Linked DNA regions of Homo sapiens: region 1 is linked to region 2. The links are chromatin loops, found by intact Hi-C in ENCODE. Cell type or tissue: heart left ventricle. All regions are shown on one strand. Each heading gives the region's core, and the rest is flanking DNA. Links, peaks and the distances in the headings are about the cores only. Region 1 overlaps GFOD1 (Gfo/Idh/MocA-like oxidoreductase domain containing 1). Region 2 overlaps GFOD1 (Gfo/Idh/MocA-like oxidoreductase domain containing 1).

Region 1 (2,913 bases), core at 162-2,661, 47 kb before region 2:
AGTGATCCACCCACCTCCACCTCCCAAAGTGCTGGGATTACAGGCGTGAGCCACCACACTGGCCTGTGTTAATTTTTAGAAAATGAACTGTCATTTTTCTAAAAACAATGGAGTAATTCCAAGATAAGCGACTATAGAAGTGAACAAATCTATCAGCCTGACTATTCTCTTAACAAAGCTGTGTTACCCGGGTGAGCACAGAGTACCTTCGGACATGAAATCGCTAAAGGTAGAGGGGCCCGGGCATCAGGTGATCTCCTGTTCATTAACTCTTCTGTTTGCTCCTGGCTGGATTTTATTTTGACTCACTGGCCTACTTTCCTCAGGTCCTGAGTTGTTCACCTGAGCTCCTCATTATCTTTTCTCCCTGCCAGGTCACATGGGGAGGTCCTTGCAGGCAGACATTTTTGCTAGAAAAGCAGCCATCAGTAGAAAAGCTATTCTCGCTTCACAATTAATGCTGTTTTTTAAGCAAAATGTGCCCCTCCTCAAAGTTCCACTGGAAACCATAAGGAGGAACAAGGGGAAGCTTCTACCTCACTGCCCAAGATAAGGAGCTTGCTATATTGTGCGGAAAATTGAGTTAGGCAAAGCGAGGCAATTGGAACTAGGTCCTGCTCTAAGAAGGAAAGGAAATTAACCTTTGCCTGCCATAGTCTGGCCCAAGGCCACATTCAATTGTGTTCTGATCAGGCAGAGGCTATTGCCTGAGCTGGAGAGAGAAGGTGTCACTTCATAAAGACTCTATGTGGAGGATAGATGCTACCGTGGCCGGGCTCTCAGCCACGTTCTTCTGCAGTATGCAGTAGGGAAGGGCACATTTCTCACATGCCTTCACCAGATTATAGTTTTCTGGGAGCAAAGCCAAGTGCTCCCACCTTTGGGTGCTGACCCAAGAAGAGATATTCTGTGAACTTCTGCTCTTTGGTTGGGCAATCTCCGAGAGTCAGTTGGTTGGGTGAGTACAGGGAGGAGGGTGGTTGAGATGGAGTCACCCTATTTATTTCATCACCGTCTACATTAAACAAAGGGTTTGTGTTTGCAATTCTCTTCTGATGAAATCCAGTGGCTCAAGAAAAGCCATCTGACTGAGGCCTATTGTAATAGCTGATCCTCTGAGCCCCATTTGATCTTAACTTTACTCCAAGTTTGCTACATAGAAACTCAGAACTGGGCAGAAGATGACATTTGCACAAAACCCCATTCCCGCTTTTGATTCAAAGATAAGCCCTTTGAACTTGGCCATCTCAGGCAATTTTCTCGGCCATTGTAACAGGGTGTTTTGAAGACACTCCCTAGAGACATAACAAAGGGCTCTATTTTAATGTCATCCTTTATTCCAACTGTCTGGGCCATTCTGGTCAAGGAGTGCTGCTCTGTGCCAGCCTGGGAGTAGGCAGCATACAGAAGAAAATGGGGACAAAGAAAGGCAAGGAGGAAGATGTAGTCTTTGAGGCCCGGGAGCTGGTAGGGGTGTAAGATTCTTCATCAATAAGAAAAGTAGGAAGAGCTGAGGCTGACTTTTCAATGTGAAAGCCAAATGGTGGGGTCATCTATTTTAAGGGTATCCTCCTTTCTTCTCTTCAGCAAATAGATCCCAAGCATACAATTTCAGCTGCAGTAACCCAGATCCAAAATAAAAAGTTCTTCCTCCCATAGCAGTCGCTCTGTAAGCAGTCTGGCAGCTCTATAGTGTTTGGGATCCAGGATCCTCTGTCTTGGCGCCACCATCCCTAGAGTATTGTCTTTGCCTTCATGGCCCAATATAGCCTTATGCTTGTCACACAGGAAAAGGGAAATGGAGGGTGCACCATGGAAAGTTTACACAGCTCTTCCATTCACATCCCATTGGCCAGAACTTAGTCACATGGCCACACTTAATGGCAAGGGAGACTGGGAAATGGAGTTTTTTATTCTTGGCAACCATGGGTCCAGCTGAAATGAGTGGTTCTGCTGCTGGAGAAGGAGAGAACTGACAAGGGCAGAGGAAGGACAGCCAGAGGTCTTTATATTTGCTATCACACTGTGTACAAAATGCCAACATGGGGATAAACACAGGCAGCCAACCAGAACAGGACTGTCAAAGAAGGCCTCCCAATCACCTACTGTCAGACACTTTAAAGGCCCAATGGATGAGAGTCCACTTTCTTAAACCCCAGTTTCAGCTGGACCTTTATTTCCCCTTCTTTGTCAGGGAAATTGAATTTAGAAGTTGAGGTTTGATGAGCTACTCTAGATCTTTGCACTTAGCATCAAGTAAGGAGATGGAAAATATTCCTGGAAGCATGAATTTAAAGCAAATAGAATTCTTCTCTTCTCACTCTCGATTGTGCTCTCGCTCTCTTCTTTCTGCCCTCCCCTCCCGTCTGTTTAGGATTAAGGAGTTGTACAGTCCTAACGTGAATACAGGCGCCCTTTCTGAAGCCGTGTTACCTTGTATTTGTAGAGCGCTTGCAGGCTTTGCACAAGCTGTCCTTCAGAGGGTTTCAGGGCAGGGGCCAGGGGAGGAGGGGTGCTACAGAAAGCTCTTATGTAATGTGGTAAACAAACAGCAAACGGCGTTTCATTTTCCATTAGCCAGAGAGGCATTTTATTTCCACTAGAAATGGGAGCAGACGTGAAAGCAATTAGTGTTAGTGGGTTTATAGTGACGTCCCTGGAGCCAGCAAAATCCTGGGGCCAGATGTCTGTACTTTACTGGTTCCTTGTTCCGAGAACATTTGTGGGTTCTTTCCACCCCTGCCCATCTCCACCTCCTGCCAAAAGGACCCAAAATATAACAGTTGGGAGAACATAATATTCCCTGAATAGCAGAGGCGGGAGGCCTGTTCTTTAGAGATAGAGGATGCTGCCTCAGAAGTTGGGGTGGGGAGGCCAAGAGTGAAAGGAAGATCCTTGCCAATGTCCCCAGGC
Region 2 (2,913 bases), core at 190-2,689:
AAAGTAGTTTTTGGGGAAACATTGGAATTATTATTATTATTATTTTCTAGCTAGCCTGAAGGGCTCCGATTAAGGATGAAGGGAAAGTAAACAAAATGATTCAATGGGTTTCATTTTTCTAAGTCATTCATAACCTAAATAGGGATATTCCTGGGGTTTCAATTGTATGTTTCTGTACTAAACCATAATACTCGCGAAATCTTTTCCCAAAACTTCGGGTTTTGGAGAGAGGTCCCCACAAAGGCCTCTAAGCTCTGTAATACATATTTAATGTCTAAAACAAAAAATCTCATTTGAAGCTGGGGTATTAGAAAGAACATATATTCTTTAAAAGAGGCATGAAAAAATATTTTAGTGTGTGTACTCAAATTTTATCTACTGAAATGCATGTAGTAGGTAGGTGAAGGAACAAGAGAAAGAAAAGAACTGGATAGTTCATTTTCTTTAAATATAAACTGTAGCAAATGGGTTTGAGATACTCCTTTAGTGCTCCATTTGCCCTTATCCCACCACATGCAAAGACTTGATTTGGGGTAGCTATATGAAGCTGAAATCTCTAGCCTTCAACAGTGTTCTGCAGAAGGACTTTGTTTCAGCCCAGCACCGTTCATCATGCCTTTAGGGGTCTGGGTACCCACAGCTGACTTTGACCTAGGACTAAAACCCAGCAATCTTTTGGCTCCTTTCTGCTTTGTTTAATGTGTTTCAAGGGCCTCGATGCAAGGAGGCAGTGCTTTAAGAGTCTTCCCATTTAGTTCCTGCATGCCTGTTTCGTTCCCATCAATGTGCGAATGGCCTAGATTCCAAGTTATGAGGGAGGGTGTGGGTCAGGGTTCTTACCTGGTATTTAAAAAATGTTTGGGAGTGCCCTGGGCCTATTTGAAAAGTTTGAATCTGTGATCACTGTCAGCTCCTCCAAGACTTCTCCTCTCAACAGACAATTGCATTGTAGGGCACCCCAGACCCCCCTTAGCCTACATGGCAGCAAATACCACTGTGCCAGTTATATCTGGACTCTAGGGTAGTCTTGGCCAACTCCAAGACTGGCCAACTCCAAGACTTGTCCACTGTGTGCAGAGTATTTTAAGTATGTTATCTCATACAATCCATAAAAACAACCCTATAGTGTTGGGTATTGCTATTTCTTTTATACACATGAGAAAATGGAGGCAGTAAGAGGAAGAGGAACTTGTTCAAAGTCACACAACTGTTAGGCAGAAATGAGGTCATTCAAATCCTTAATCTTCTCCTCCAGACCACACTGCCTCCCAGGAAGAGATGTGGGCACCTCCTGTTCTTGCCAGGCAGGAAACCGCTCCTTATCAATGTCTACGGGGTCTGCTCTCACACCCAGGAAGGACTGTGACAAGCATGGACTAACCTGCGGCTCCACTCAGCCTGCTGTCAGCACCCTCCTGTTCAGCAGGATGCAACATCTGATGTTCTGCCAGGAGGCTGTAGAGCTGCACATAGAAGTAGCCAGTGTTTCTTCCCATTCCAAAATGGAAATATCACTCAGCCTTTTTTAAAATTGACTTCCTATGTTCATTTTGATTGTAGGTGATGCAGCAAGCCTCAGGGCTGGGGATTTTCAAAATCTTGTTGGCTGACTATTATAGATGGCCTTGGAATTTGCTCTTGGGGGTCTGAATATAACGTAGGAAAATGTCCTTTCTCAGGGAGTGGGGCTTTAAAGTTCGTTTGTTTGTCACTCCAATTTTAGCTGTGCACTGCACCTTTCTTTGCACCCCTACTCTCTTCATCTTGTCTCATAGCCACAGCTATTGAATTTGGCCTGTGATCATAAGTTGGGTTTCTGATCTGATCTCTTGCATTCTGGTGGGTACTGGGGGCAGAATCAGCTTTGTTAATGATTTTCTGGGCAGAAGGTAAATTCAGCTGCATCTGAAGGGGCTTCACAGTCCAATAGCCGTCCTTTTGTTTTACATAACAGAGAGTGATGGTCAAGGCCACCCACATCTTTAGTGGTAGAGCCAGGACAAAAAGTCAGGTTTTCTGCCTCTTAAGTCTCATGCTGCCTCACATAGCACCTCCAGAGCTCTAGGGAAAGGAGGCTCAGAGAGATGAAGTGACTTGTCTGAAGTCCTGTGGCTAGTGGCAGAGAAGTTGGAATTAGACCTGCATTGGACCTCAATTCGCTGAGCAGTTGCAGGGAAATCTGGAAATCCTTTTTTTTTTTTTTTTGAGACAGAGTCTTACTCTGTCACCCAGGCTGGAGTGCAATGGCGTGATCTCAGCTCACTGCAACACCGCCTCCCGGGTTCAAGCGATTCTCCTGCCTCAGCCTCCTGAGTAGCTGGGATTACAGACGCACGCCACCATGCCCGGCTAATTTTTGTATTTTTAGTAGAGACAAGGTTTCCCCATATTGGTCAGGCTGGTCTTGAACTCCTGACCTTGTGATCCGCCCGCCTTGACCTCCCAAAGTGCTGGGATGACAGGCGTGATCCACCGTGCCCAGCCGGGAAATCCATTTTTTAAAATAAATTCAATTATGTCTTGAATGTACTCAGAAAACGAGCTGTTTAAAATGTCCCATTGTGACTGTAATGTGAACAATGACCTCTAACTTGTATTTTATTTGGCAAGGATGGGGGATGTGCATCAAATCTTCACCTCTGGGATTTCCTGAGGCTTGGTCTACTTGGCTCACCCTCCACCTGCATCCCCACCCCACTCCTAGATATTAATACAAATCTAGCCTTGACACCGCCTACTGCTCCACCACCGCCTACGTTTTTGGCCATCAGAGCCTTGGAGTTTACAGAGCAGAGGCCATGACATTGGGGAGCTTGTTTAAAAATCAATGATCAGAACCCCACATTTTAGTTTCCTTTTGGGGAGAAAGAGGAGGGCCGTGGAAGAAAAGGGGTGTGCAGCTGGAGCGTTATT

Evidence for each region. A loop is a pair of places that touch in the nucleus more often than their neighbours do. Peaks named below come from ENCODE experiments on the same cell type or tissue, not always from the same donor. Only the 100,000 strongest peaks of a DNase experiment are listed, where the experiment ranks them.
Region 1: a loop joins it to region 2, with 2.0 times the contacts of the local background. A loop is called at or near these places in 20 of 110 quality-filtered maps.

The regions. Positions count from the first base shown.
Region 1 is chr6:13,405,955-13,408,867 of GRCh38, reverse strand. The region is part of intron 1 of GFOD1 (Gfo/Idh/MocA-like oxidoreductase domain containing 1); the gene reads left to right. Among named protein-coding and RNA genes, the nearest start is that of GFOD1-AS1, 79 kb to the left of the region's middle. RefSeq lists a silencer at 2,715-2,913. In heart left ventricle, for the core only: no CTCF peak of the experiment used is centred there; no DNase peak of the experiment used is centred there; H3K27ac peaks cover 2,500 bases.
Region 2 is chr6:13,359,238-13,362,150 of GRCh38, reverse strand. GFOD1 (Gfo/Idh/MocA-like oxidoreductase domain containing 1) reads left to right here. Exons shown (of 2, transcript NM_018988.4): 2 at 1-2,913. Among named protein-coding and RNA genes, the nearest start is that of TBC1D7-LOC100130357, 32 kb to the right of the region's middle. In heart left ventricle, for the core only: no CTCF peak of the experiment used is centred there; a DNase peak (open chromatin) is centred at 1,390; H3K27ac peaks cover 2,225 bases.